4 separate regions of the Homo sapiens genome follow, and regions 2, 3 and 4 are each linked to region 1. A link is a loop called in an ENCODE intact Hi-C map of the cell type or tissue named here. Cell type or tissue: endothelial cell of umbilical vein. All regions are shown on one strand. Region 1 has its middle 130 kb from the start of LINC02406. Region 2 holds the start of LOC107984469 (a long non-coding RNA gene). Region 3 holds the start of LINC02406 (long intergenic non-protein coding RNA 2406). Region 4 overlaps LINC02406 (long intergenic non-protein coding RNA 2406).

Evidence for each region. Peaks named below come from ENCODE experiments on the same cell type or tissue, not always from the same donor. Only the 100,000 strongest peaks of a DNase experiment are listed, where the experiment ranks them.
Region 2: it touches region 1 in a loop (17-fold over the local background); 13 of 110 quality-filtered maps call a loop at or near these places.
Region 3: a loop joins it to region 1, with 16 times the contacts of the local background. A loop is called at or near these places in 33 of 110 quality-filtered maps.
Region 4: a loop joins it to region 1, with 3 times the contacts of the local background. A loop is called at or near these places in 4 of 110 quality-filtered maps.

What each region holds. Positions count from the first base shown.
Region 1 is chr12:39,269,399-39,277,398 of GRCh38, forward strand. No RefSeq gene overlaps it. Among named protein-coding and RNA genes, the nearest start is that of LINC02406, 130 kb to the left of the region's middle. RefSeq lists an enhancer at 7,801-8,000. In endothelial cell of umbilical vein, a CTCF peak has its summit at 3,997 (motif pointing left); a DNase peak (open chromatin) is centred at 3,983; H3K27me3 peaks cover 884 bases.
Region 2 is chr12:38,135,403-38,143,402 of GRCh38, forward strand. LOC107984469 (a long non-coding RNA gene) reads left to right here and starts at 3,088. Exons shown (of 2, transcript XR_007063272.1): 1 at 3,088-3,461; 2 at 7,131-7,249. RefSeq lists a silencer at 7,505-7,799. In endothelial cell of umbilical vein, a CTCF peak has its summit at 3,489 (motif pointing right); a DNase peak (open chromatin) is centred at 3,489; H3K4me3 peaks cover 559 bases.
Region 3 is chr12:39,141,391-39,149,390 of GRCh38, forward strand. LINC02406 (long intergenic non-protein coding RNA 2406) reads right to left here and starts at 4,080. Exons shown (of 3, transcript NR_183477.1): 1 at 3,978-4,080. In endothelial cell of umbilical vein, a CTCF peak has its summit at 4,172; no DNase peak of the experiment used is centred here; H3K4me3 peaks cover 588 bases; H3K27me3 peaks cover 1,725 bases.
Region 4 is chr12:39,122,669-39,130,668 of GRCh38, forward strand. All of the region lies in intron 1 of LINC02406 (long intergenic non-protein coding RNA 2406), which reads right to left. Among named protein-coding and RNA genes, the nearest start is that of LINC02406, 19 kb to the right of the region's middle. RefSeq lists an enhancer at 6,936-7,437. In endothelial cell of umbilical vein, no CTCF peak of the experiment used is centred here; a DNase peak (open chromatin) is centred at 4,933; H3K27ac peaks cover 454 bases.

The DNA of each region.
Region 1 (8,000 bases):
CCCCATCGGTCACCCTTTTAAGATCTCATATGGTCCCTTTCATCTCCCATGGGGATTGGAAAGCAATGCAGTCTATGTTTACTTTGGCCCATACATTTGTTAAGTAAATTTGAATTTGTTTCCAACATTGAAATTTGGAATATTTTGTGCATAAACGCATATTTCTAGCTCCACCTAAAAAACCCAAAGTTCTGGTGACACTGGACACAAATTTCCACATAGCAACAAGATGGAGCTGAATACCACCTACTTCCACCACCTAGTTCCTGTGGACTGGGACTGTCTGGAGCCGCATTTTATGACACGCCACCCAGCTCGCATTTCATTTGGGCTATATGACTGGATCCACTTGCCTGGAGGGAAAGCTGCAAACACCAAAACATGGCATATCAAGCCTTCTGCACGTGCTTCTGCCAGGCAGCCTTTTTGGAATCCTGCCCTTCTACACAGCCCCTCACTTTCCAATACCCATTCCCCTCTGGCCTCACACAGTATACTTTAGTCAGGTCAAAATATTCGCACTTTCCCAATCACACCACAATCTCCAGTTTTCCTCCAGTTACACATGCTATTCCCTCTATCAGGAATGCCCTCGAGCCGCTTTAAACTCCCCTTCATGCATCCAAGGAGAGACAGATCTTGATGGGCCTACAGGCTCAATTCCTCCCTTTTGGGAAGACTAGCAGAGAGCTGGCTCAGCAGGTGTCTTGACAACCCTCAGCGAAACGGGGGTTCTAGTAGCAGAGCATCTAGCAATCCTGCCCTAACAAGAAATGATGGGTAGCTAGATATGGGTATTTACAGTGTGCCTTCCACAGGGATACTTCTTTTACCTGGTGGATGGCCTAACGCCTAGTTGTCCAACCCATGACCAGGGGGTTCCTTCCCATGGGAAACTTAGTTATAATAGCAGACACCCTTTTGGGTCTTGTCTGACCCCTGCCTGACCATGGCTCAGGCTGAGCCCAACCCTGTGTCTCCCCCATCCACACCCCATCCCTCATCCCAGAGAAAAGCTAGCTGGGGCAGTCCCTCATTCTTCAGATGGAAGGTGCAAATTTAATACACCACCCCAAAAGGAGACGAGTTGAACGATTTCGCTTACGGATCCTGGGTGAAGAGAACATAGTGAGTCTGGAGGGCAGTTCTCTTTCTCCAGTTCATGTGAGGCAGGAATGAAGTCAGGCAAAGAGAGTGAGTGAGTGAGTGAGTGAGAGAGAGAGAGAGAGAAAGAGAGAGAGGCAGCATATATAAAGGAAATATAAGGGAATAGATTGTGAGTCACTGTGAGTTAATGGGAAAATACCTAAATGGGCCATTTAAATGGCAGGAAAGTTGGGAGCTCCATCTGCTAGGCAAGAGAGATACCTCAAATTTCTTATCTCTGGCCACCCTTCTGGAGCCATGTGTGTTTGGTGTAAACTGGAAATGGTGTCAAGGGTGACAGACCCCTGCTTCTGATATGATAAAGTTAAATTAATATTCAAAATGGATGCAACGACAACATAAAATTATAAGAAGTCTCTATAGCAAGTCAGAGTTAGCTCAAAACAAATGGAACAAATGGGATGACACCAACAGCTAGGCTTTGGAGTTTCCCCCTTTCTAACAATGTCATTTCCCCACTCATTGTTATATAGTCACAGGTATATCCTTCATTTCTCTGATCCTATAAATATGTAGAGAGTTACATATCCTGTAAATATGTAGGGCCCCTTTCAACTAAAACATTGACAATTGTGTACCCAGCCTAAAATTGGCTTAAGCTGTAGAACTATGAGAAAGTAGGGGATTGCATTGCTCTATTAATTTTCTGCTTGTAACTCTTCCCCCAATATACCCTTTAAACATCTGCTCCATGCAGTGCTAGAGTGTATGTCATGCCTTCAATTTCCTGTCTAAGCCTTCCTTGGTTTATAGAGCCTTTCCTGACTTCCCCAGCAAGACTCAGATCTTTGTTCCTCCCCCAACTTCAGCACCTTGCTCATTCCCTTAGAGTTAGCCCAACACATAAAGGATTTATCAACTCTATTATAATTCCTCCTGTGAGTTTATATTTTATTCATCTTTCTAACACCACACCAGGTACAAAGTAAAAGCTCAATAAATGTTCACATGAATTAGCTGAATAATATCAATGGGGTCATTCAGGTAGCTTCTTATGGTAGTTATTCATGAGACAAAGCAGTACATCTTCCCATCTAATTCAATAAGATCTGAAATAAATAACATTAAGTTTCATTTTTCTGCCTTCCTTAGAATATTTTTTTGTATTATTTTTTTATATAACAATTTTATGGAATGGTTTTGAAAACTAATTTCAATAAGATGTCCATAAGGTGCTTACCATAGTGCTTAGCAACATGTGAGTATTCGGGAAAAGGTCAGTGTACAAGGGAAGCATCATTTGCCATGGTTGAAAACAAAGGTTTTGGAATTAAACAAGATTTCAATCCTGTAGCCAAAATAGCATGTCACACAGCATAGGTACTGAATAAGTATCTGTTGAATGAATGAATAAATTCATAAGTGAATGAGAAATCCTGGCCCTGCCCATTATTCCTAGGTTGTCTCCAAGCCCTTGAAATTGCAGCTCTCTCCACCTAAAACAATCTTCCCCAGATATTTGCCTAGTTCTGTCACTTCTCTAGGTCTCTGTTCAAATGTTCTCTTATTGAGAGGCCTTCTCTGAAGTACCCAGATGAAAGGGAACCCTGGCACTTTCTTTTCCCCTTATCCTACCTTCCCTCTTCAATATATGATCATCTGTAATGCTACACAGTTAGTTGTCTTTTGGCTGCAACATTAGCTCAAGAGAGCAGAAATTTGCTTTGTTTGCTTCTGCACATTCACCCAGAAAAATGTCTGGGTGAATGAATCTTGAAGAATCTTGGCCTATTGCCTCTTCCTCATTTGTAAAATAATGGGGTAGAAATGATACGCTAATGCCTTCCTAGATGAAACCTTATATGATCCCTTTCTCCCAATTTTTTGCCCACTGTATACACTAATAAACCTCCTTCTTTGATAAATACCTTCAAATTCTGTGCTGCCAGGTAAAATTGGTCATGCTGAAAACCTTTTTTTTTGTCCACGGTTGTTTGGCACTGTCTAGATGGCAGCTAAGTGGTAATGAATCTGTATTTCTATAAAATTTAGAATGTTATAGTTGTGATGGATCCAAAAGCTCGCCTGGATCAACTGACTCATTTTACAGATACGAACTTTTAAGACCAGAGGGGCCAAGTGATTTAGTCAAGATTCCTCAAAGTTAGTGCCAGACCCTCCAGATTGGAGGGTCCTAATCAGCACCTATTACAGTAAGCCATGGTTCTACTGTAATTAAAAGGTGGGCACCAGGATTCAAATACCTTCTAACCCTGAGTCCATTCCTTTTTCTACCATAAAGCCCTGCTCCTCCAGTCCTGCTAAGAGCCATGCGCATTAAACTTACCCAGTGGAAACACAGTTATATTCTTCCAGCAGCCAAATCTCTTCTGACAAGCTAAGGTGGAATTAGCGACAAGAAGGCAGAGCTTGAACTCATTAAGGGTCTGAGCTCTTCAGAAGCAATACTCTATCCCTTGTCATCTGTTCTGCAGAATTTGCTCCTGTGGTTTCATGGGGCACATAATTCTTGGCAAATCAAATTCCTTGAACCTCCTAAGGCTGCTGGACAGGAGCTTCAAGAATTATGAGTTTTCAGAGTCTGAAGATAGCTATTCAATTTAACCAACTGTAGCAACTGATTTAATTAAGTAGTCACTCTGGTTTAAGGCTCTGCACTTCTTCAGATGCTATTTAACGATTCTGTCTTCCGCTTGAATTTGACTCCAAATCCACCCTAATATCCATAGGCAGTTAGAATTAATCAGTGCTTCCCACTCAAACCCACTCCAAGTCCAAAAAAAAAAAAAGAATGATTAATTTGTCTAGCTGCAGTCACCAACGTTGTAGAGGACATCACTGCCCCCTGGTGGAAATACTAAAAACTGTTCTGGGACTGTTCCCAGAAAGATCAAAATCTATACAGAAAAAACTAACTTGTTAGTAATCTGCACATTGAAAGGTCATGACGTCCCAGTGACCATGTTATTATCCTACTCTCTTTTCCCCTCCTTAATTTCTCAATTCGTAGCTCAAGTTGCTTCAGGCATCTACAACGCATCATCAGATGGTCTCCCAGTGACACTGGAATACGAAATTTCCTCAGTGGATGTGCATTACCAAAACACCAGTGACCACTTCAGGACAAATCAAAAGGTTGTCTTCATGTAGCATAACGTTGTCTAAATTTAGGAGAGCTTTAGTTCATGCAGCTACTGAAAAATCTGGCTTCTGTGCATACTTGGCAAATTTGCAAATCACCTCTTAATTCTTCCCCAGTTTTTTTTTTTTTTTTTTTTTTGTGGGTGGAGGAGGATTTCCCCAAATTTAGGGAAAAAAAAGCCTAGGTTTTTTTTTTTCTGTTGAAAAAATGGAATGAATGAGGTGAGTGAGCCTCAGGGCCTTTTATTTTCCCCTGCCAGTGTAAGACAGAGAAAACAGTGTAGGAGCTGCTGTCATAAAAAAAAGCCTTCCCCAATGACTCCTGTTTACTCTTTGGAACTCCAAGAGTTTATTTTCTAAACCATGGATGCTAATCCTGGATGCTCATCAAGATCATCTGAAAAGTTTGCCATTTTGTTCTTACTGCTATTGTGTTATATTATTGTTTGATACAGATTCATAATTACTGAATTGTTATTTCAGAGAATGGGGAACCAAATTGTTTTCATGAATGAATGAAGTCTCTAAGTAAACCCTAATCTTCTTAGAACAATATTTCCTTCATAACTGACTTTATACAAATTAATTCTTTTCTCTTTCCCAATTGCCACCACTTTCATTCATACACCAGCATCATCCATGAGCTATTGCAATGGGCATAATATATTATGGCACACAGGAGATTGTCTTCCCATCCATCCTCAACACCACTTTCAGAATCATATTTTTAGACACCAGATAGATCCTATTATTTCCCTAAATAAAAGCTTTCAGTGGCTCTTCATTAAACATAAGATAAAATTCATATTCCTTAGCATGACATACAAAAGCTATGTTTCAATACCTACAACTAATATATCAATCAAAAAACGTTTTTTAAGTCTATGCTTCGGCCATGACCAAAAACTTATAGTTCCCCCAAATATGCCATACCATTTCAAGCCTCTTAACCTTTGCCTAAAGCCCTGCTTAGACTGCTTTTTCCCCATGTCTACCCATTTCTACCCATTTCTGCAGGACATTTATTTTTCCAGACTCGCAATTTCCCTCTTTTTAAAGCACTTTCCTAACCTCTTTCTTCTTCCCATGTAGAACTGACCATAGTACTTATAACACTTGACTGTACTCGCTAGTCCACCTCCCTCTGATAATTAGAATGGCCATAAGGGTGAGAGAATTATGCCTGAATGATTTTTGTATCTAGAAAAAATTACTGTTGAATGAATGAGTGAAGGAATGAATAAAAATGCCCAACACATACGCAAGTGCATATTTGACTCAGTTTACATTTCTCCATTGCCAAACTGATGGGAAAAAAAGTGTAAACTCATATGATTGAGCAGACATGATTAAAAACTTAGCACCCAAGAGCCCTTCCTCAGGCAGAAGGTGAAATGAGTAGCTTCATCTGACAGGTCACAATAGCCCCACCCACAGCTGGGAGAAATCAGCTCACATTGAAGGAGCTAGGTCCTGGGGTAGCCACTGCCCCTTTCCCCTGGATTCTGTAAGAGCTTGATTCGCCCGTACTATAATGTATATTTAATTATATTACTTAATAAATCGTCAGCATTTACTTTACTTGAATCATGATTTTACTTGCATGAGTACATCAACTTGATATGTAAGCCTATACTTCTCTAATACGAAATAGTTAAGAATCAAAAAAAAAGTTTTTGAGCACTCAATTTAATATAAAACATTAATAATAAATAAACATTGCCCTTCCAGGTTTTTAAACCCATGGAAACATAATGCATCTATATTAACGTGAAACTTCATGCATGTATAATCATTATTAAATAAGTAGATTCAGTTTTCATCCTTTAGACAGTCTTTAGCAGTGTAGTATATGACAATAAATGAAAAGTGTATCAATCAAAGTTTCATAGTCCTCTCTCTGCATAAAGAAATATGAGGGAGGAAAATGAAAACTAAATAGATTGGCAGGCAGAAAATGCTGATACTGTCCTTCATCCACATTTGGAATAGTTCTCTGGTCTCTCTCTTCCTAAAATAACCTATGCAGTGAGTCAAATAATTTCTTTCTTCTTTGGTAAAACTAGACCTAAATTTCAGTTTACAAAGAAAGAAAAGTGAAAATAGGGAAGGAAGGAAAGAAAGATGCCCAACTGCCTGACTTTGAATTAATTGCAATCCTTTTAATAAAAAATAAATAAATAAATAATATTAAAAAAGCTGTTCCATCTTGACCACATCCTCTGTCAATCTGCAGAACTACCCAGTGAAGTAGGGTTGTTCATACAGCTACGGAGCTGAGACTCTAGGCCTCTACAGATCCATTGACTAATTGCCCTAAGGGCTCAGGTCAGACCTAATTTCCCCTAATTCCAGTGCTTTCCTCATTTCAAAAAAGCAATGTTTTATCTCTCATCTTTTTCGGTTAGTTTCTAGAGAATATTCTCAATTCCGACTTTATAATTGAGGAGATAATTGGAGGAGATAATTTAAGATTACCACTGCTTACAACTGTGCTGTCCAAGACAGTAGCCTCTAGCCATGTGTGGCTGCTGAGCACTTGAAATGTGGTTAGTGCAACTGAGGAATTTAGTTTCAGATTTTTTTAAATTTTAATTAAACTAAATTTAAGCTGTAACACAAACTCAGTTCCACCAATGGAAAACTTTTAAGTATGTTTGGATCAACTTGTGCATATGAATTTTTCCACTCTAAATTTTATGAACTCTAAATTCATTTAAAAATATATCTAATGAAAAGCTAACATCTGAATTGAGATGAGATATGCTGTCAGTATAAATACATGCTAGATTTAGAAGGCTTAGTACAAAAAAGAATGCAAAAAATCTCATGGATAATTTCTATGTTGATTACATGCTGAAATAATATTTTGGAAACATTGTGTTAAGTAAAATGTATTAAAATTGATTTTACCTATTTCGTTTTACCTTTTTCAATGTAGCTACTCAAAAATTTTTAATTTTTTATGTGACTCATATCATATTACTATTAGACAGTATTGGCTTAGAAGAAATCTCTATCAGTGAATGAGTTGAACCAGATCTCTCTCTCTTCACCTCCCTCCCTACCTGACCCCACCTAGCAAGTAACAGCCTAGGAGAGCTGGCCATTCAAGGATCTATCTGACTTCCATAATCAGCCTGTTTAGCTTTCTCATGCCTCAGTTTCCTCATTAGCATCAGATTTTCTTGAGGCATATTTACATATACAGTTAAGGTAATTATCTAAGTATCAGAGCTACAAGAGGAAAGGAAATAAGATGTCTAAATTAAAACAGCCAGCTCTGATAAAGGAAAAAAATAATAGGGTTTCAAAATTCAAAACCTAAAGGTATCTCTTGCTATATTTCCCCACAGATACAATAATGCAATGGCTACATCAGTTTTAGCAGCAGGACAAAACAGGTATTCTCAGATGTTAACATGAATAAGGTGTTTTCTGAAAGATTTTATGCAAAAAACCATATATATATATATGAGACTATAAAACCCTAAATTAATATGAGTTTAGCTTACATACAGAGGTGCCATTTTATCACTCTAGTAATCTTATGTCATAACCTTTGTTAAATAGCAAAATACTGGCATTCTTTATTTCCTTCAAAAACAAAAAGACTACAAAATAGGCATAATTGGTTGATGTCCCTATGGGTCTAATGGGTCTATTTTGGTTCCAATAAGAAGAAAAAATTGATAGGAATATATGTTTTCCTTTTAGTGCTGGCCAACTCT
Region 2 (8,000 bases), 1.1 Mb before region 1:
AATGCCCCATCCATAATCAGGTTACTAACAAAATGGAGGACAGGACTTCACTCCTCCCCAAACGCCTACGGGGAAAGGTCCCCTTTTACTGAGCACCATGGCTACAATTTTAACTGTTACTACAAAATAAAAGTTGCTACATTGTCATAATGATGGGTTTTTCCTATTACCTGAAAAATTATTAACCGAGTGTCTGTAGCCAGGGAGAAAAACACCTTTAAAGTTTAGATATGCATCAGTATTTCCCTCAAGAATAGCACAGGTTAAAGCTTTCATAAAAGGAAAACAAAAATAAGGAGTTGAAAAACATAGAAGTATAAATTAACAGCCACAAAAAGGGGAAGTTAGAGAGAGACTATGAAAACATCTTTGTCTTGTGGAAAGATACAATCTGAGAAGCAACTCTGCAGGACTTGGCTGAAAGTCAACGGGAGGCTGATCATATGAAGTGGTAGAAGCCGCGTAATTTGTCACATCAAGCATCTGTGACAAACCCACATAGAATCCAAGGAATGTAGGTGATCTGACAAAAGCCCTCACGTTTAAAATTTGCCCTAAGTTTCCACAAATCCACCAAAAATTTCCCCGCATGGGCCACGTTTTCAGATACAGTTTAGCTATCTGTTCTTGTGACACTAGTTGCATTTGAAGAGTTCTTGGGAGCGGCGTGCGGTGTCTCACGTCCATAATCCCAGCAGTTTGGGAGGCCACGGCAGGTGGATCACTTGAGGTCAGGAGTCCGAGACCAGCCTGGCCAACATGGTGAAACCCTGTCTCTACTAAAAATACAAAAATTAGCCGGGCGTGCATGTGCCTGTAATTCTAGTTTCTCAGCAGGCTGAGGCGGGAGGACTGTTTGAACCTGCGAGGCAGAGGTTGAAGTGAGCTGAGAGTACACCACTGCACTCCAGCCTGGTTGACAGAGCAAGACTCTGCCTCAAAAAAAAAAAAAAAAAAAATTATCGGGGCTTGGGTGCAGTGGCTCACGCCTGTAATCCTAGCACTTTGGGAGTCTAAGGTGGAAGGATGGCTTGAGGCAGGGAGTTTGAGACAAGCCTGGGCCACATAGTGAGACATCATCTCTGCCAAAAAAGAAAAAAATCCATGTTGAGACATTTTTGTGTAAAAAAAGAAAAATTTACCTGGGCGTGGTAGTGTGCACCTGTAATCCTAGCTACTTGGGAGGCTGAGACTGGAGGATTGCTTGAGCTCCAGGAGTTTGATGCTGCAGTGAGCTATGATTATGCCACTGTGTTCCAGCCTGGGCAATAGAAGGAGACCCTGTTTCAAAAAAAAAAAAAAAAAAAAAAAAAAAAAGCTGGACACAGTGGCCCATGCCTGTGATCCCAAAAATTTGGGAGGCCCAGGCAAGTGGATCATCTGAGGTCAGGAGTTCGAGAACAGCCTGACCAACATGGTGAAATCCTGTCTCTACTAACAATACAAAATTAGTCAGGCGTGGTGGCACATGCCTCTAATCCCAGCTACTTGGGAGGCCAAGGCAGGGGAATCGCTTGAACCTGGGAGGCGGAGGTTGCAGTGAGCTGAGATCGGGCCATTGCACTCCACTCTGGGCAACAAGAGCGAAACTCTGTCTCAAAAGAAAAAAAAAGCTCTACTATTTTTACGGTTACAATGACAATAATAGAGGCTTTTCTCTCGAGGAGCTCTAAGTGAAATTAACGAGAATTCTCATGACCCTAGAAAGAGATGTTTAAAAAGCAAACACATAGGCCGGGTGCAGTGGCTCACGCCTGTAATCCCAGCACTTTCGGAGGCTAAGGCAGGCAGACGGCTTGAGGTCAGGATTTCAAAACCAGCCTGGTCAACATGGTGAAACCCTGTTTCTACTAAAAATACAAAAGCCGGGCGCGGTGGCATGCGCGCCTGTAGACCAAGATACTCAAGAGGCAGAGGCAGGAGAATCACTTGAACCCGGGAGGTGGAGTTTGCCGCAGAGATCAAGACACTGCACGCCAGCCTGGGCAACTCAGCCTCCTGAGTGGCTGGGATTACAGGCACCCGCCATCGTGCCCGGCTAATTTTTGTATTTTTATAGAGACAGGGTTTTAATATGTTGGCCAAGCTGATCTTGAACTCCTCATCTCAGGTGATCCGCCCTCCTCAGCCTCCTAAATTGCTGGGATTACAGTCATGAACCACCGCGCCTGGAGAGTTCTCTTTTCTTTGGGTAGGGCAAGGCAAACTGGAATGGATTCACCGGAGAGCTGTGCGCATGCCCTGGAAAGCATTCTGGTTAGACCCATGTGAGACAGGTTAGTTTTATTGTGTGTTCCTCATGTGTTGCTGCCATGGTCATCCTGCTCAGTAGAAGAGGAACAACAGGTTCAGACATTTGGCCTATGTCCTTGGCTGAGGAGCCAATGGGGTAAAGCTACCATATGTAGGATTATGACTGAACGACTCTAAGTCAGAATCCCGCCCAGGAGGGATATGGCAGCTCCACGGACCTTTTGTTGGCCTCGGATAGGCGATCCTCGCCGTGCGCCGGGAACCGGGGTCTGGTGCAGACAGCCCTTCATCCTGGGAAACGCGCTGCTGCCAGAAAGGCGGTCACTCCCTGACCCATCACGTAATGTGTTTGTGGGGAACCTGATGCTAAGCTATTCGTAGACGCCCTGCTTCTGGGTCAGGGTTTTCTATGGAGCAGAGCAGCTCCCTCCCTGCCATCTATTGAAAATCAGATCTCCACACAAGGGTCTCTCCACCCGTGTGTGGGGGACCCGGTGATATGGCGTGTCCTTGTGTAATTCAACCTTTGACGTGTACTTTTCTTCCTCCCTCCTGTTGCCCCTGGGGACCTCGTTCCCTGGCCCGCTCATGCCCACCCGCCCCGGAGCTCCGGAACACACAGCGGGTGTCTCTCGCCAGAGCCCATCAGCGCCCGCTGTGCATTTGGGAGGCGCCCGTCCCCACCGGCGGGCTTTCCAAGATGCCACGCGGGGGATTGCCGAGGTAGGGGTGGCGCACCTGCTCGTAGTTCCACCTCTCCGATTCCACCTCCTCCCCACACCCCTCTGGGAACTCCTCCAGGGGCTGGGATCGGATTCATTGAGCCTGTTGAGAATGGCTGAGGCGTGGGTGTCGGAGGGTGTGCCCCTGAGGTTTCTGTCCCAGTAATGTTCACGCATGCCCGGTGGTGGCCTTTGGGGTCACTGCCCCTCTCCCCGCCCCAGGTGCGCGGGGCTGGGATATGAGCCAGTCACTGCCTTTGTGCCTTTCCTTCTCTCTCCGCTGCCGGGTTCAACCAGCGGACAGTGGGGGAACGGCGGGCAGGTCGGTGGAGTTAGATGACAGTAAAGGTGGGCCGGCTCTGTGTGATAAGATTCCAACTGGGTCCGACCGCTTCCGTCCGCTGGCGCCGGGTCCCCCAGACGTCTGCGGCGAGCGTTGGAACTGACCATCAACCTGGGATTTCTAAGGAATAACAGATAACTCTGGTCAGCAGCACTACCACTTTTGTCCACTAGATGTCGCTCCTTCACTACGTTGTTTCTTCCTCTCCAATTGTTTCCACAGTATTTTCAGTTGCTCTTCATTTTGTTTTTATTTTTCCTTTTACTTTTCTTACTCCTCTTTCTACACACTGAAGTTGCTGTTGTTTTACGTTTACTTCCTTTTTTTTTTTGAGAAAAGTTGGCGTGTGAGAATGCGATCTCGGCTCATCGCAGCCTGGACCTTCCTGGGCTCCGTCAGGTGATCTTGCCATCTCAGTCTTCCAAGTGGCTGAGACTGCAGGAATAGCTTGATTCTGGGATGTCGAAGCTGCAGTGAGCCATGATCACGCCACTGCCCTCCAGCCTGAGTGACAGAGAAAGACCCTGTTTCAGAAAGTAAGAGAGACAGGTTAAAGAAATAACTCCTTGAAATTACTACAATTAATTGTGATCTAAATTACTTGTTATATTTTTCACTCCCACTAGTTTATTATTATTGTTGTTGTTATTATTTATTTGTATTATTGTTTGTTATAATTGTTATTGTTTTTATTATTTAGTTATTTAGAGATGGAGTCTTGGTCTATCACCCAGACTGCAGTGCAGTGGCACGACCTTGGCTCACTGTAGCCTCATATTCCCGGGTTCAAGTTCGAGACCAACCTGGGCAATATGGCATAACAACCGTGTCTACTAAAATCTATCACTGATACTCCCAGGGCCGTTGGATATGGCAGGTGCAAGTTCGGAGGCTGAGGCAGGCGGTTCGCTAAAGTTTGGGAGTTCGAGATGAGCCTGGGCAACAGGCTGCAGTGCATTTGCCTGACCAAGGCCCACCACAGCCTCTACCTCCCCAGCCCAAATGATGCTCCCACCTCAGGCTCCAAAGGAGCTGAAACTACAGGCGCCTGCCATCACGCCCGGCTAACTTTTTAATTTTTTCTTTTTTAAAGTAGAGACGTGGTCTCACTGTGTTGCCAGGGCTGGTCTCAAACTGCTGGGCTCAAGTGATTCTTCCACCTCAACCTCCCAAAGTGTTGGGATTATAGGTGTGAACCATGATGCGCTTCCCTCTTTTTCATTTCCTTTATTTTTCCTTTTTTCTTCCTCTTTCTTTCTTTTTCTTTCTTTCTTTTCTTTTTCTTTCTTCTCTCTCTCTTTTTCTTCCTCCCTTCTATCATTTCTCATTCTCTTTTTCTGTTTCTCTTTCTATTTTCTTCGTTATCTTTCTTCCCTTTACATCTCTGTCTCTTTTTCTTTACATTTTTTTTTAATCTTTTTTGCTGTCTGTCTTTTCTCAATTCGTTTCCTCCCATCCCTCCAACTGTCTGTCTTCGTGTGGATTCTGGAAGAGTCTCCTCATTCTGTATCCCCTGTGTATCACAAGCCTCTGAGACTTTTGCTTTGTTCTTTTCTCCTTGTTGCATAAAAGGCATTCACTCTTCTTTTATTTTGGTACTCTGTGGACGGTCGAGGGCTGGAAAGAAAAAAAACGGACCATGAATTTAATTGGTTTCACAAGAGACATGGGAGACCAAAGAACGCACGATGAGTACTTTGCTAAATATCCTGTTTATTCTCCCAACCAGGCTCATAAAAGTACAGATGCATCCGGTGGGTTGAGAGATCTCTGTGTAGTCGTGACCCTGCAATTATACTTGACAGGAGCGGTGATGACAGACGGGTGGCACAGAAACCTGCCCTTCTTTGGTACCAATTGAGCATGGTGACAACATATTCAAAATGGCCCATGTCTCAACTTGATGGTCCTGTTTTTCTGCTCTGTTCTTTAGGAATGAGTGGAGCCTTCCCGTGCTCCGCCATTTCCTTGCATTTTTCTTTTTACATACATTCATTCACTTATTTATTTATTAATTTATTTTAAATAGAGTCTCATTCTGTAGCCCAGGCTGTGGCGTGGTATCGGCTGGCTGCAATCTCTGCCTCCCTGGTTCCAGCGATTCTCCTGCCTCAGCCTCCCAAGTAGCTGGGATTACAGGCGTATGCCACCCTACTCAGCTAACTTTTGTTTTTTTAGTAGAGACAGAGTTTCACCATGTTGCCCAGGCTGGTGTTGAACTCCTGACCTTCAGGGATCTGTCTGCCCCAGCCCCCCAAAGTGCTGGGATAACAGGCGTGAGTCACTGCACCCGGCCTAAATTGCAATTTTTCAAAATAAATGTGTTTTTTGTTGTTGTTGTTGTTGTTGTTTAATAAATAGAGCATCACCTAGTAACCACTGTTATTGAAAGTCGAGGTGGCACTGAGGGAGGCCTGTCCAACTTCACAGAGCCTGGGACAACCACTTTCTCTATTTCCCCTCTGGAGGCCCCTCCCTCTCTCCTTCGCTGCCTAGGGAACCTCCATCCTGTCAGGGACCCTGTTGTTCTTTTATCCTCCTGTGTAAATGGTGTCTCGTTCAGTTGCCGAGGCGGTGGCATTGTCTCAGCTGGCTGCACTCTCTGCCTCCCTGGTTCAAGCAATTCTGCTGCCTCAGCCTCCCTATCAGCAGAAATTACCGGCACGTGCCACCCTATCTAGCTAACTTTTGTCTTTTTTAGTAGAGACAAGGCTTCACCATGTTGGCCAGGCTGATCTCCCAATCCTGACTTCGTGATCTTCCAGCCTCGGCCTCCCGAAGTGCTGGGATGACAGTCATGAGCCACTGTGCCAGGCCACCATCATTGGTTTTAACTGGGAATTCTAGATTTGAAGCACACATCATTCTATGCCACAGAATGACTTCTTTATCCTGCTGACTCAAGAAGCTGGGCCCCTTGTGATTCATTTCAAACCAAGAGTCACCTCATGTTTGGAAAACAGATCTGCTCCCAAGTTCAGTGGAGAGATGTGGCATGTAGGACAAGGGACTGTTCCTTCTGATTTAGTCTCCACGGTGGGGTTTAGGGCTGGAGCTCAGTGCAGATTGTTGACTCCCTATACCTTGGGTTCCATTGTCCCCACCCTGGAACATGGGCCTTTGCAGATCCCGGCCCTTTCTGGCCCTTAAGGCACTGTCAGAAACACCATCACGAGCTTGGATACCCCGAATGACTGTGGCTCACTCCTCTCTGGAAACATTTGAAATCTGTCCTCTATGCGTGGCCACCTAAAACCACAGGAGTGTGGGATACTTGGCCGCCATCCACCTCACTGCTTTCGGGAGAGAATGCTGAAAGTCTCTTGCTGACTCTCTTGACTCGAGTTCTTCAAGGGCATGTGGTCAGGACATAGTGAGACCAGATGTATTAAGTCAGGCTGGGTGTGGTGGCTTACACCTGCAACCCCAACACTTTGGGAGGCCAAGGCGGTAGGATCGCTTGAGCCTGGGAGCTCAAGACCAGCCTTGGACAACACGGCCAAAACCTGAGGTGCATGCCTGTGGTCTCAGCTACTCAGGAGGCTAAAGTGGGAGAATCACCTAACCCTGGGGTGGTTGAGGCTGCAGTGAGCCGTGATGGTGTCACTGCACTCCAGCCTGGGTGACAGACAGAGTGATACCCTGTAGCAAACAGACAGACAGACAAGAGCTATATTATGTCCTTCTCAGGGTAGGAAGCAAAAATAACAGAATATGGTATTTAAGATTTTTTTAAATTTTAAATTTCAATCTATTTATTTATTAATTTTGACTCCATATTATGAAACCAGCTAATTTTTGTATTTTTGTAGAGACGAGGCTTCACCATGTTGCCAAGTATGGTCTTGATTGCCTGGGATCAAGGAATCCACCCGCCCTCAGGCTCCCAATGTTCGAGAATTAAAGGCGTGAGCCACTGCTCCTGACAGCATTGTTTTTTGTTTGTTTGTTTGTTTGTTTCTTTTTTTAATCTCTTGTCTTTCCAGGAGTTTCACGGCAGAGTGTTTGGCTGGCTTGTTTAAATTCATTCTAAATAGGAACTGAGGATATCAGCTTCTGGCCTCATGGACTCAGAGCTGATGAGTCCCAAAAACTCATAAAGTTTAAAATAAATAATTTTGTTGTACAGAAATACACGGATGCACCCAAAACACAGAAACAATTCTTTTAAAAGTTGTCTTAGTCCTGGTGGGTGTGCCAGTGATTCTTTTAGGTTTGGAGCTTGACTGAGAGAATTTCCAGTCGGTCTCTGGATGGAAGTTCCAGATGATCCGATGGGTGGGGACTTAGACTGTGTCCCCCCAGGGGCCCTGGTCTATTAGTTGTGGGGACTGCCTGGGAGAGCGTGGTGACCCACTGTACTGTGGGAGCCTCTACCCTTCCCCTCCCTTCTCCCCCTCCGGGTGATGCCAATTCATTCCAGGCTGAAACTCTCATTGGCAGACTTTGGGCATCACCTAGTGGCCACTGTTACTCTGAAAACTGAGGCCTCAAGGAAGAAGAAAGTTCATGGTGCCTGTACACAGCCCAGGGCAACTGTGTCGTCTCCACTTCTCCTGCCGCCACCTCCAAGTTTCTCCCTCCCTTGTTTCCTAGGGAATCACCACCCTGATGACTGGGTCTGATTCTTCTTTGATCAGTTAAAAAAATAAATAAATATGCCGGGAGTGGTGGCTCACACC
Region 3 (8,000 bases), 130 kb before region 1:
TATGGTTGAGGAAGAGAGGATATAGTACTAACTATGCATTTTTTTTTTCTGAAACAAACACCACAGATGCTTTTGTTGCAATGGTCAACAGACCACATCTTGAAAACCTCCTACTATGGTCTATCACAGTAATTCTCAAACTCCAGTATGAATTAGAATCACCGGGAGGGCTTGTTAAAACAGATTTCTGGGTCCCACCCCAGAATTTTTGATTCAGTAGGGCCGGGATGGTACCTGAGAATTTGCATTCTAACAAGTTCTGAGAAGGTATCGATGCAGCTGGTTCAGAGACCACATTTTGAGAATCTCTAGTCTATTCAACAGAAAAGTCTCTCTAACATGGCAATAACCTACAATTTTATGGAATTCCTCACTATTTCCTCAAAAAAAGTCCCATAGCAAATAAAGAAAAAATGCACAATGCGCCTTCTAATTTGAAATAGAATATCTCATAATAGCATGGTCATCATTACAGCTTGTGGATTTACTGATCTTGATGGTTGGTTGGAGCAAAATGGGGATAGGTGTCACGTAAAAAAAGTGGTTAAACCTGCAGGAAGTTCTGGTTACAGCACCTGTTAGGTGAGTAATTGATTGGTATCCTTGAAACTCTGCTTCAGCTGGTCTGTTTTCTACCTCAAGAACCATGCCAAAACAAAACAAGACAAAATAAAGCATACGGGTCTGTTTGAACACATGCCTAAAAACAGCTGAGCAATTCATCTACTATTGATTTTATTGATCTGATGCAGGGAGGTAACTTCACTCTAAAACCTTTGTTGATACAAACTACCTATAATTTGCCAAATTATTAAACCCAATATGTATCGTAAGCCAAAAATAAAATCCCAAGGCCGCCAACCATCTGAATGGACCCCTCCTTTCTGCCATTCTAGTTCAGAACCTGATAGAAGAGAGGGTTGGACAAGCCTCATTACAGCTCCCCAGAATTTACATCAACACAGACCTTAGATTTGATAAGAAGCATTTATAGTCTATTCTCTCTGAAGCCTGGTACTTGGAGCCTTCATCTACAAGATAAAACCTAGGTCTCCACAAATCCAGACATTCCTTTCTATTGATAATAACTCTTTCAACCAATTGCCAGTCAGAAAATTTTAAAATCTACCTATCACCTGGAAGCCCCCATCTTTAAGTTGTCCAGCCTTTCCAGATTGAACCAATGTAATTCTTACATGTATTGATTGATGTATTGTGTCTCCCTAAAACGTGTAAAGTAAGCTGTATCCTGACCACCCTGGGCACATGTCATCAGGACCTCCTGAGACTGTGTCATGGGTGCATCCATAACCTTGGCAAAATAAACTTTCTAAATTGACCGAGACTTGTCTCAAGTACTATAGCTTGTCTCAAGTTTATAGCATGTGATATGGCTTGGCTGTGTTCCCCACTGAAGTCTCATCTTGAATTGTAGCTCCCATAATTCCCACGTGTGGTGGGAGGGACCCGATGGGAGATAACTGAATTATGGCGGCAGTTTTCCCCATACTGTTCTCATGGTAGTGAATAAGTCTCAGGAGATCTGATAGTTTTATAGGGGGAAACCCCCTTCATTCTCATTTTCTCTCTTATCTGCCGCCATGTAAGATGTGCCTTTTGCCTTCCCCCACCACGTGGAACTGTTGAGTCCATTAAAGCTCTTTTTCTTTATAAATTACCGAGTCTTGGGTATGTCTTTATCAGCAGTGTGAGAACAGACTAATACGGTACGTTATAGAAAAGAAAGCTATGTATTAGAACTTAGTTTGGCATCCAGAAGTGTATCTCTCTGTAATCACTCTTTTATTCTACATTCCCTTGTCATTTGTTTCAATCTATACTGTGCCATTGTACAATACTTTGCTTTACTGTTTCTCTCTTGTTTGTACATTTCCACAAGTTAATCAAAAGCTCCTCCAAATCAGGAATCTCCTCTGTCTTGTATCTCCTTACAGCATTACTTTATTTTTATAAGTAATACTGAGGAAAAATATTGAGGAAGAAATGTCTGAACAAAGCCAGGCTCCTAGGGGAATACAGTTGTTCCAGGGTATCACCTAGGATTCATTACAGGACCCCCCGCCCCCAAACCTCCACCCTTACCAACTAGGTATTAAGGATGCTCAAGTCTCTTACATAGAATGGCCTTGTATTTGCATATAACCTATGCACACTGCACATCCTTCCATACACTTTAAATCATCTCTAGATTCCTTAAAATACCTAACACAATGTAAATGCTGTGGAAATAGTTGTTATACTGTATTTTTTGTTTTTAATTGTATTATTTTTTTTTCCTCCGAATATTTTCCAGCCCTGGTTAGTTGAATCCACAATGCAGAACCACGGATACAGAGGGCCAATTGTATTAAAACAACAACAACAACAACAACAACAACAACAAAACACTCTTGCTTTGATAAACTATTGTTACATTTATCTCCTTTGTGAAGAATTAATGCAGATTGTAGCAATAAGCCATTATGACTTTTAGAAAATCTGTAAAGTGCACGTAAATATTATTTGATGCAAAGTTATTGTTGTTTGGACAGAGGTAACAGTTATTAAGAGAAAGAAATGAACAGAGTAAATATGTTTTAAAAATAAAAAGGCTATGGAGGAACCTGAGTCTAAAACACACCTCCAAAAAGTCGCTTTCAGTGGCCACCTTACCCCTCCTCATCTTCCCTGGAGCCTGCTCCCCCTGGTTTGGATCAACTTCTATCAGGCACATCCTTCCCGAACTGGACTTCCAGGTGTTCAACTCCCTCCCTTCTTTGTCATGTTCTCAAAGGACCTCAGTCCATTATAATGTCTTCTTTCCCCCACGCCCCATCATTGCAAGCTGTCAGTGTAATTAGTCATAACATAGGCTGTTTAATACCTCTTAGATTTAGTTTTCTGAAAAGGGATCGTTGCATCTTCCACAGACTGTGGAACATAGAAAAATTCTAGCGTTCAGCGAGTCAGTGCATCCCTCTGAATAGTCACCAAGATACTGTTTTAGTTTGGATATTTAAATTATGTCAGGTATAGATCCCTAAAATTGGAGATGAAACAGTGAACATGACTTTCTATTTTCTTGTATGGTGGTAAGAACACTTAATATGAGATTACCCTCTCAACAAATGCTGAAGTGTGCAATACAGTAAGGAGTATCAGATGTGGGACAGTCAAAAGAGGATCTAAAACGCAGGAGACGGAGGTTAAGCAGCGGTTTCCCGGGACTGGGTTGTGCTCCCGAACGTTCGCAGGTTCCAGGACCGACCGCTCACCCCGGCGGCAGCCGACCGGGTCCCCACTCAACGCCGAGCTACCCCGGCTCAGCCCCCTGGCCGCGAACTGGGGGTCCAAGTGGGAGCGGACCTTGCGCCACCTGCCCCGCTCGCGGGAAAGGCAGTAGGAGGGAGGCGACTAGGTCTCTAGCGACAGAATCCGCACCTGCCCCACGTGCCCTGGCTGCAAGTCGCGACGCCTGCAAACAGAGGGCCCAGGGCGCCGGGACTGGGGAGGGGCGGGCCTGGGCGGCCCAGCCGGTCCCGGAGAGGCCGCCACAGAAGCCGGCCCCGAGCCCTGGGGCACATTCTGGGGAGGGGGGTGGGGTTCCGCGGCCCTTATCACTACAGCCCAGGAGAGAACCCGGTTTTGAGCGTGGTTTCCCCGCCTGCCCCCATTTGCACGCCGCGACTCTCTTTTTTAAAACAAGAGTGGAAGAGAAAGGCGCCAACTTATGTCCCTCTTGCTCTTCGGGGCTTCATGAAGGGACCTCCTACCCACACCCACGCCCAAACCCGCCACAAACTCCAGAGCGGGACAGAGTCCGCGACCTTCAGACGACCCCGGCGCGAAAGCGCGCGCCCACTCGGAGTGCCCCGAGCCAGCGCCGGCGAAGCAGGTGGATTCGACCGCCCCCAATTCGTCCCGCTTCAGCACCCGAGTCACTCCCGTTCCCGCCTCCTGGTGCTGGAGGACCTCACCCAGCACCGAGGGGCACGGACAAAACGGAGCGGGAAGTGCCCAGTTCTTGACGTCGGATCCGTGTTCGCGGCCGGCTCAGGGTCCGGCGCTGAGGACGCGTGTGCGGGGTGGTCCGCCGCCCCGGAAGGTCGCGAACTCGCCGCCTCCAGCGCCGGCGCCTTAACCCCGCCGGTCCCGGCGCCAAAGTCCCGACAGTGGCGGACGCCGGCACCAGGGGCGATGGAGAGCAGGCGACACCGAGGGTGTCCATCCGGTCCACCCAACCTGGTGCAAGGCTCTGGGAAGCGCGCTGACAGGATTTCAAGGCCAGAGTTAAAAAGGCGCGTTCCGTGGTAACATTTTAATCCACTCACTGCCAGCTGCTGCCACTTCTCTTGCTACTGCACACGGAAAGCCCTCTTCCACCTCTCTCCATTTCCCCAATTCTATAATACCTCCATTTAGTTTCATGTTTGTTTTGCTTTTGCATATTAAAAGATTTATAATAATAGTTCTGACGCACAAGGCTTAAGAGACAAGCTATATAGACTGCAATCCGATTTTATAGGCTTGAATCCACCGTCGGTTGGTTATGAGATGCTTAGAAAATTATTTCCATTCTCTGTTCCTCATTTTCCTCACATGTACAACATGGATAATAACAGTACTGATCTCATAAGGTTATTTGGAAGATATGGGCATATAGCACAAATTGCCTGATGCCGAGTAAGCACTCAGAGCTCTCCTCCTCACAGAACTGTAATGTATTACAACTGAAAGAGCTTTAAAAACACGATTTTCTGAGGCTGAGCGCAATGGCTCAGGCCTGTAATCCCAGCACTTTGGGAGGCCGAGGCGGGCGGATCACCTGAGGTCGGGAGTTCGATACCAGCCTGACCAACATGGAGAAATTCGTCTCTACTAAAAATACAAAATTAGCTGGGCGTGGTGGCACATGCCTGTAATCCCAGCTACTCGGAAGGCTGAGGCAGGAGAATCACTTGAACCCGGGAAGCGGAGGTTGCGGTGAGCCGAGATCGCGCCATTGCACTCCAGCCTGGGCAACAAGAGCGAAACTCCGTCTCAAAAAAGAAAAAAAGAAAAAAAAAAAACTAAACTAAACCCACGATTTTCTATTGTACTGCGAATTTGTCGATTAGGGATGGGTGGGAAACTTCTGTTAGTGATCGGACTTTCAGGCTGGGCAACCTGGGTTGCAGTTCTACCTTCACCTCTTACAAAATGTGTGACCTTGGGCAAGTCACTTCACCTTTCTGCACCTCAATTACATCCTCTGTCAAATGAGATAATAGCTCTTGTTAGTGAGGACTCAATAAGCTAACATTTGCAATTAATTTAGAATATTTACTATCAAATGTATATGCCTTTATAAAATGTAGAATTTACCTTTTATAAGGAGGTAACTTGTAATTCAAATTCTATGCAAATCCATCAGAATCTCAGCCTTATTACAAACACTGCTAGCTACATTTGCAATGTACTCTAACCATTTTCATATTCTTTCCTTTCAACAAGCAATTACAAGTTAAACATGATAGTTAACATTTTCAATGACTGTAAGTAATAATTTTGGGAAAAATACTGAATACCGAATTATACTAGTTGAGGTATAAGATGTTAGTGACAATGTTAATTATTGTTTCCAATATTACTTATAAAATATACATTTTATACTTTTGAGGAATCAATTCAATATTCAGTGAATGTCTCCCTAAGCCTCATATTCACATTCTTTTTTTAATTTTAATTTTTAATTTTTGTGGGCATATATTAGGAGTATATATTTAAGATTTACGAGGTATATGGGATATTTTGATACCAGCATACAATGTGTAATACTTACATCAGGGTAAATGGTGTATCCATCCCCTCAAGCATTTATCCTTTGTGTTACAAACAGTTCAATTATACTCTTTTAGTTATTTTTAAATGTACAATTAAATTATTGTTGACTATGGTAACCCTGTTGTGCTATCAAATACAAGTTCTTATTCTTTCTTTTTAACTACTTTTTGTACCCATTAACCATACCCACTCCCCGCCAATCCCCCGACTGCCAGCCCCAGCCTCTGGGCCTTCTCTCTGTCTCCATGAGTTCGATTGTTTTAATTTTAAGCTCCCACAAATAAACAAGAACATGCAAAGTTTGTCTTTCTATGCCTGGCTTATTTCACATAACATGACCTCCAGTTCCATACATGTTGATGCAAATGACAGGATCTCATTCTTTTTAATGGCTGAATAGTACTCCATTGTGTATATGTACCACATTTTCTTTATCCATTCATCTGGTGATGGACACTTAGGTTACTTCCAAATCTTGGCTATTATGAATACAGCTGCAATAAATATGGGAGTATAGATATCTCTTTGATATCCTGATTTCCTTTGTTTTGGGTATATACACAGCAGTGGGACTGCTGGGTCATGTGGTAGCTCTATTTTTAGGTTTTGAGGAACCTCCAAACTGTTCTCCCTAGTGGTTGTACCAGTTTACATTCCCGTCAACAGTGTATGAGCATTCCTTTTCTCCACATCCTCTCCAGCATTTGTTATTGCATTTCTTTTGGATAAAAGCCATTTTAACTGGGGTGAAGTAGTTTTGATTTGCGTTTCTCTAATGATCAATGATGTTGAGCACCTTTTCACATGCCTGTTTGCTATTGGTATGTCTTCTTTTGAGTAAAGTCTATTCAGCTATTTTGCTAATTTTTAAATTGGATTATTAGATTTCTTTCCTATAGAGTTGTTTGAACTCCTTATATATTCCTATATTAATCCCTTATCAGATAGGTAGTTTGCAAATATTTTCTCCCAATCTGGGGGTTGTCTCTTTCCTTTGTTGATTGTTTTCTTTGCTGTGCAGAAACTTTAAGCTTGATTTGTTCGTTTTCACTTTAGTTGTCTGGGTTTTTGGGCTATTACTCAAGAAATCTTTGCCTAGTCCAATGTCCTGAAGAATTTCTCCAATGTTTTCTTTTAATAATTTCATATGTTGAGGACTTAGATTTAAGTCTTTAATCCATTTTGATTTGATTTTTATATATGACAAGAGATAGGAGTCTATTTTCATTCTTCTGCATATGGATATCCAGTTTTCCCAGTATTATTTATTGAAGAAACTGTCATTTTCCCAATGTATGTTCCTGGCACATTGGTCAAAATGAGTTCACTGTAGCTATATAGATTTGTTTCCAGATTCTCTATTCTATTCCATCGGTCTACATGTCTGTTTTTATGCCAGTACCATGGTGTTTTGGTTACTATATCTCTGCGGTATAATTCAAAGTCAGGTAATGAATAATAATTCCTCCCATTTTGTTCTTTTTGCTCAGGATATCTTTAGCTATTCTGTGTCTTTTGCAGTTCCATGTAAATTTGGGGATTTTTTTTTCTATTTCTGTAAAGAATGTCAGTGATTTTTGTTTGTTTTGTCTTGTTTTGTTTGAGACATAGTTTCGTTCTGTCACCCAGGTTGGAGTGCAGTCATGTGATTGTAGCTCACTGCAACATCTGCCTTCCAGGTTCAAGCAATTTTCATGCCTCAACCTCTCAAGTACCTGGGACTACAGGCACGTGCCACCACACCCAGCTAATTTTTGTATTTTTAGTGAAGATGGTGTTTTTCCATGTTGGCCAAGCTGGTCTTAAACTTCTGGCCTCAAGTGATCCACCTGCCTCAGCCTCCAAAAGTGCTGGGATTATAGGCATGAGCCACTGTGCCCAGCCGTCATTGGTATTTTGATAGGGATTGTACTACATCTCTAGGTTGCTTTCCATGTTATGGACGTTTTAACAATATTGATTCTTCCAATCTATGAACATGGAATATCTTTCCATCTTTTTGTGTTCTCTTCAGTTTCTTTCATGAGTGTTTTGTACTTTTTAACTGCAGAGATCTTTCACTATTTTGGTTAATTGCTAGGTATTTTACTTTATGAGTAGCTATTGTAAGTGGGATTATGTTCCCGATTTCTTTTTCAATTTTTTTTTTTTTTTTGCTGTTGGCATATAGAAATGCT
Region 4 (8,000 bases), 150 kb before region 1:
TAGAGAAAGACAGCCAGGTGAGGGCAGAGTTAGGCTTCTGAGCTCAGACTCTCCTTGGGCGGGGCTTGCTGCAGCTGCTGTTGGGGGAAGGGGGTGTGGTTCCCAGCCCAATACAGTATTTTCCCAAAGAGGATTATGGCTGTCTCTGCTGCATCACACAGGTTATCAGGGAAGTGAGGGAATGCCAGCAGCCAGAGGCCTCACCCCATTCCCACACATCTTGCAGCTCAAAAAGCCAGTCTCACTCCCACCGTGCCCCACTGTGCCCTAGCACTGAGTTTATTTCCAGTCAGCTGGTTAGCAGGGCTGAGAACTTGCCCCAAGCTATAAGCCTTCCAGCTGAGAAAGCAAGCCGACTCACAGTTCCTCAGCTGTCCCACGGAGCCCGCAGGGGCAATCCACCTCCTTCAAAGGGTCTGTGGATTCTCTCGGCTTTCCTGGTATGTACCTGTAGTACTTCTTGGAGCAAAAGTTCATGATGTGGGTCTCCACACACTGCTCTTTCCCTCTGAGTGGGAGCTGCAAGTTAGTCCTGTCTCCTATCCACCATTTCCCCCCATCTTTTTTTAATATACATTTCTCTGCCCATCAGTTCTCTTGGGCCCTGAGTTAGGCAGCCAGGCCTTCAAGCCTCCCGCCCAACTGATCAGCTGCCCTCTGCCCTTGCCTCTGCTTCCTGAATATCTATCTTTATTCCCTCTGCCTGTGTCCAGCACAGTCCAGCACTGCCCTGATTCCTCAGTGTTACTTTTACCATATTCTATTGCAGATAACTGTTTTATTTGTCTATGTCTTCCATGAGACTGTAAACTTCAGAAGTCAGTAATCGTGTTCATATTTGCATCACTTTTCTATTGTTGTGTAACAAATGATTGCCCACATTACCAGTTTAAAAAAAATACACATTTATTATCTTAGTTGCTGTGTGTCAGGAGTCCAGGCTTGACTTGATTGGATCCTCTGCTTAGGGTGTCCAGAGGCTGCAATCAAGGTATCTGCTTGCAGCAGATGGTTTGAATCATGGAAAATGCAGAGGCATTTGAACCAGAGCAACTCCATCTTGAATAGAGACTGGGTAAAATAAGGCTGAGACCTGCTGGGCTGCATTCCCAGGAAGTTAGGCATTCTTACTCACAGGATGAGATAGGAGATCAGCAAAAGATACAGGTCAGGAAGACTGCTGATAAAACAGGATGAGGTAAAGAAGGCATCTGAAACCACTGAAGGCAAGATGGCGATAAAAAGTGTTTTCTAGTCATCCTCACTGCTCATTATATGTTAATTATAATGCATTAGCATGCTAAAAGTCACTCCCACCAGCACCATGACAGTTTACAAATGCCATGGCAATGTTAGAAAGTTACCCTATATGGTCTAAAAAGAGGAGAAACTCTCACTTTCAGGAAATCTCCACCCCTTTCCTGGAAAACTCATGCATAATCCATGCCTTGTTTAGCACATAATCAAGAAATAACTGTAAGTATTCCTAGTCGTGCAGCCCATGCTGCTGCTCTGTCTATGGAATAATCATTCTTTTTTTTTTTTTTTTTCAAATTTTGACTCATTTATTGAATTAAAATTATACTACGTATAAAACAGCAATCTATATGCAGTGATTTAATGCATCATAATATATACATTTATCTTTACAAAGTCAGGATGCAAGTTCCAATGATTATGACTATAAAATTTATATTAAACATTTCCATAAGTGACTTCGGAATAATCATCCTTTTATTGCTTTACTTTCTTTAAACTTGCTTTCACTTTACTCTGTGGACTTGACCCAAATTCTTTCTTGTGCAAGGTCCAAGAATGCTTTCGTGAGGTGTGGATTGCGTCCCGTTTCTGGTAACATCTTGACTAGAAAAGGCTCTGCCTCTAAGCTCCCTCAGGTTGTTGACAGAATTCATCTCCTTGCGCTATGGAATTCATGGTAAATTGCTTCTACAAAGCCAGCAAAGGAGAGAAGGGTAAGGGGGTGGGAACGGGGTGAATGATGAGAAATTACTTAATGGGTACAATGTACATTATTTGGGTGATGAATACCCTAGTTCCCAATCTTTTTGGTAGCAGGGACCTGTTTTGTGGAAGACAATTTTTCCACGGACTTGGGGGTAGGGGATGGTTTTGGGATGAAACTGTTCCACCTCAGGTCATCAGGCCATTAGTTAGATTCTCATAAGGAGTGTGCAACCTGGATTCCTTGCATGTGCAGTTCGCTATAGGGTTCGCTCTCCTATGAGAATCGAATGCCCCAGCTGATCTGACAGGAAGCGGAGCTCAGGCAGTAATGCTTGTGCTCACCTCCTGCTGTGCAGCCTGGTTCCTAACAGGCCACAGACCAGTATCTGTCTGTGGCCCAGGGGTTGGGGACTCTTGCCCTAAAGCCGTGATTTGATCAGTATACATTCTCTTCATGTAAAAAAATTGCACTTGTACCCCCAAATTTTTACAAATAAACAAAATTTTAAAAAGAGAGAGAACCTCTAGATATTTATTAAAAAAGCTAGCATGACTGAGTTTTATATAACACAATTAACAAAATCACAGTGTGACAACCTATCACTATATTCTATTGGGGAGAAGCAAGTCTTCCAATGGTACTTAGTCTTTCAGGCCAGCTCTTGGTTGAAGATTATGCAAAAGAATTTTTGTTTATTGTTCCCAGGCATTTTCCTTCATTATTTTCTCTGGGGACTATTTATTACTCAGCACATAGCTAACAGTCTCTTTGGGTCTAATCAAAGCCCCTTCCTTATAAGGCATGCACACATGCTCACGTGAGTCTGTGTATGTCTTTTGTGTGTGTGGTCTGTGTATGTGTGTGTGGTGTTTGTATTATGTGTGCGTGTACATGTGTGTTGCATGCATGCGTGTGTACATATACATGTGTGCATTTGTGCTCATGTGTATGTGTGGGGTGTGTGTGCAAGTGTGTTGTATGTTCTGTGTGTTTCAATTTAGCAGCTGGCCAGCATTACTAGCTGCACCTCCTACGTTTTCAGCTCCAATCTGTCATTCCAATGGTTTGATTTGTGGGAAAGAAAAAGGTCTAGCTACCCACTTTCTTATTCACCTCAGCTGTCAGCCAGTCTGTGGCATGCCAAATGGAGTTCACGTGTATTCTCACAGCCTTCCCACATTCCAGGAACTGGCTGTTTCAAAGGAAGTGTTTATGATATATTACCTGAGGTTATGCAAACATTTTTGGGCATCTTACAAGGTACAGTTTCCACTCTCAGCTACCTGCCTCAGTCTGTCTGTGTTGGAAAACTTTTTTTCATGGGTTATAATTGAGTTCAATTATTAGGGCAGCACACGGCTGCCTTTACTCTACTTTAACTGGGAGTAATGTGAAGGAGTTTTCCAAACACATTGCTATCCTTATTTATATGCAGTGGGCCTCGCTAGGTCTCACACAGCCTTTTCAAGGTCTGATCATTATCCTTTAGCCACATTTTTACTCCCCCTAACAGATGCTAGCTCCAGACATACAGAATTTATTTTAATTTATATATTTATATTCCACTTTAATTTTAATATATATTTAAATATAGAACCACTTACCGATGCCTGAATGTGTGATGATCTTCCTGTATCATTTCCTATGTACATGCTTCTGCTTAAAACATATTTCTCCTGCCCTTTTAAACTGATTACTTCAAGACTCAAGTGGTATTGTCTCTGGAAATTCTTTTATTACACCCCCTCAACTTAGGTTAATCTGCCTTAAAATAATATTCTTTTAAGATAACTATTAGTTTATGGATTTGTGTTCCCTAATAGTGAGCTCCTTGAGGAAGGTAATTTGTCTAGTATGCTTTGCATCAGCAGAGTCTAGGATACTGCCTGACCATAAGATGCTCTTAGTAAAAGTCAATTGAACTATTATGTTCATTAAAGACACAAAAATAATGTTTCACAGTGCAAACCCTGTTTTTTATGGAATGCTACCAGATACCTCACTCTAGATTGACATCGGATTATTGAAATTAGTGCCAAGACCAGCTCGGTCATGGACACCCTAACTCAGCAGCACTATAGGAATTAAAGACACACACACACACAAAAATATCACGTGTGGAGTGGGAAATCAGGGGTCTCACAGCCTTCAGAGCTGAGAGCCTCCAACAGAGATTTACCCACATATTTATTGACAGCAAGCCAGTGATAAGCATTGTTTCTGTAGATTAAAGATTAACTAAAAGTATTCCTTATGGGAAATAAAGGGATGGGCCAAAGTAAAGGGATGGGCTCTGGCTAGATATCTGCAGCAGGAGCATGTCCTTAAGGCACAGATCCTTCATGCTATTGTTTGTGGTTTAAGAACAACTTTAAGTGGTTTTCCAGGTGTTCCTTGCCTTCATTCCAATAAACTCACAACTTTCCAGTGTGGGCGTCATGGCCATCACAAACATGTCACAGTGCTGCAGAGATTTTGTTTATGGCCAGTTTTGGGGCCACTTTATGGCTAGATTTTAGGGGCCTGTTCCCAACAAATTAGCAATTCATCAAAAATGGTTGTCATTCAATCCATTACACATAGTTTATTGGCAAGGAAATTGTTAGACTTTGCTAAACAATTTGCTGAAAAAAAATTTACCTGAGCCATTCTCTACTTTATGAGTTGGTTACCCATATCAGTAAAGAAATTACGTTAATTTGGAATTATTTTTCACATTGTACCCATATTGAGTCCAGTGTAAAAGTTGCTACGTGATGGTTTTCCCTTCCCAGGACTATTTTTTACCACCTTCTGGTAATTGCTACCATTTTCTTTGGTAATAATGTCCCCTCCCTACACCAATCATGTTATTCTAGTGGAGACGGCCAATAATATTCTGCCCTTTCCCACCCCCTTGTCATAAAATGGGTCCATTTGTCAGCACAGAGCAATCCTGATATGCAATGTTATGACTCAGCTGGATTAGTCACCAGCCTTCCTTGGGATTCTCTGGCAGCTACAGGCTGGCATAAGGCTGTCCTTCTGGACCATGATCTCTGACATGCGGAGAGGCCCATGAAGACACAGCCTACAAACAAAGAAAATAAGAGTGATAACAAGAGTAACATTTCAGCTCTCATTTCGAGTTGCTGAGATCCAGGTCGTTGTCCTCAACCCTGTAAGTTTCCTTTTTTGCTGTGAGCCAGCCTATTGTGCCTCTTTTTTAAAAATACCATTTTCTGCTTAGGCTAGTATATTTTGGATTTCTGACAGTAGCAATTAAATATTTTCCTGAAGGGATTTATTAAGGAAGCAGCAGAGGAAGCATTTTCTCAGGTTTACGTTCTGCAGTCTGCCAACACACTGTGCCTTTTAATTTCAGCTCTATAGAAAGAGTCCCTATAAGACATATGTCCTTTTCCCATTCACCGTAAAGATTCACAGGGTTTTATAGTTTGAGGAATATAGGTTAAGATCAAAATAGGGGCAATGACTTCAAAAGCGAATAGCTATATTCCAATCAATGCATAAAAAAGAAGTGGGGGATGAAGATTTATATTGCAAACAGTGTCTAAAGTTTACAAAATTATTTAACAAATGATTTCTTTAAATAGTGAGTTTCTGTTGGGGTATTTAAAATGTACATTGGCTAATTCAAACTTGTGAGGACTATTTTGTACACATTAAACAAGGAAGACCACCTGTGAATTGCTAAAGAAGAGCATCGGCCTTTCTTTAGATCATGCACAGGTAAAACAATGTTTTATAGATTCTAAAATCTCTGGCCATGATCCTACAACCAGAAGTAAAACAAAGGCAGAGATGTGACAATGACATATTTTAAGCCGTTTATTTAAGCCAATAAATCACTGGTGTATTTATCCTATAAATATACCATATAAAAATTACTATACTTACTAACCCTATAAATCAGTAGTAAATCTCATTCATATCTTATCCAACTACCAGTACTATTCTTCTAAGCAGCCCAAGAAATAAGTATAAGGTAGTTTCAGTTCACCTATAAAACCAGAAATGGCCCCTGAGGGCTGCACCTGGAAGCCTTGCACACTTCTCATTGTTTGGGCCTTGTTTCCCCGCTGAACCATATCCTTTACCTTATTAAAGCATCACATGAATATACTCTGAGTCTTGTGAGTCCTTTGCTCTTACTTGTTACTTTCTTTTGAGTTTAATTAATATCAATCTCTTCATGTGTACCTCTTATAACGGAGGCTTAAACATCTCACAAATTGTGAATTTTCCCTATACATAATTAGTCCTCTGTAAAACAAGATATTAAGGATATAACATAAGCATATAACAAAGTCAGAGGCAGCACCAACAATTAATTAAATTTGAAACATTTTTTGATATTTTCCTGTTTTTCTAAATTAATGTACATGTCCTTTCTTTATCAAAAAAAAAAGAAGAAGAAAAGAAAGTAAATTAGGGAGATGATTAAGTAATAGGGATAGTACAGGACACCCAGAGGTTAGCTACTCTGAAGACTTCTTCTGCCATAGGCTGTTACTACAGATAAATCAAAATTAGTCATTTACCATTAACACATTTGCGTATTTCAGTGTTACCAGACATTCCCCATAACCAGCTCTTCCAACATTTGTCCTGGAATAAGATGTGCTCAGCGTCACCCATGTGAGGTACAGGCTTGAGCTAATAATTCTGTGTGTTCAATATCCCCAATTCTACCCACTACATCTGTAGACAGGTGAGATCAAGGTTAACACTAAGAGAACTTTAAGTGAAATCAAGGTTAACATTAAGAGAACTTTAGGTGAGACCAAAGTTAACACAAAGAGAATTTTAAAGAGTAATCACAAAAAGGCACTCTAAAGCTGGGCATGGGAATAAGAGACAAAGGATTCTCTGACTCCAGTGGTTGCAAATCTGGCTAAGCTTTAAAAAAAAAACATCAGGGAGATTTTTTTAAATGCTGGTGGAAAAAAAGACAATAGTAAAAATTTTAAAAAAATAGCTTAATGTTGATTGTCAGGTCACTGCTTCTAGCTGTACAGGTCACAACTCCAAGGGCCACACACTGCATACACTTTCGATGTGAATGGAGTCCCATGGAGCTGTGCAACACAGCAGTCCTGCTGGGCCCTACTATACAATTTCTGGAGATGGTGATAGGGCTTTTATGCTTTTAAAAACATGATTCTAACACACAGCCAGAGTTGAGAACTAATGGTCTAAACTGTTTTTTCCATATGCTAATTATATGCCTTTGAGACTCATGTTGAGATTGTTATTGTTTTCAATATCTGCCTGCTGAGCAGATATTTCTTCTCCATTAATACCCTTAGGAATTTATCTTTTTTATATATTTAACAATAATCTTTCCCCTGTTGTGAAAGAACATTTGTTTTTATTCCTACTTTTATTTACCTTGCTCCATCATATCTAAAGTTTGAAGAAACTTGTTGAATCACACACTTTTATGTAATTATATAATTTCACTTAAATAATAATGTAATTTTTACATAGATATAGATGTTATTTTTTCCAGATACTCTGCACATTTCAACAGTTCTCTTTAGGAAATAAACAAAACTTGTATCAAGAAAATTATCTTCTAAGCATTATATGGCACATATATTTTAAACACCACTATAATCTGCTTTAAAAAAAAAGCCATTAATAAAAAGGTCAAATCATGTGTTAGTGGGTAATCTGGGTTGTTCTGTTTTGCTTTCTGGGCCTCACAACCTTCTTGGGAGACCTGCTGTGTCTCCATGCCATGAGTGGCTGGTGGGGCTACTCATTACAGGACTAGGACCATCTCCTGCCACAAACCCCCGGCCTCATTGTCACCATAGGGTAGGTGAGGATGTGACTTGGTTAAGGCTAATTTGAACCTCAGGACAGAAAGCAACTGGAGTTGGGTTAACCGATGAGAATGCCCTACCGATAGTTCAGTAATTCCCTGACCTACCCTAGGTAACCATATTTTCTTTTTATTCTATGAGTAAACAAATTGCTTTTTGCCTAAGTTAGCCAGAATTGGTTTCTGTGATTTGCAACTAAA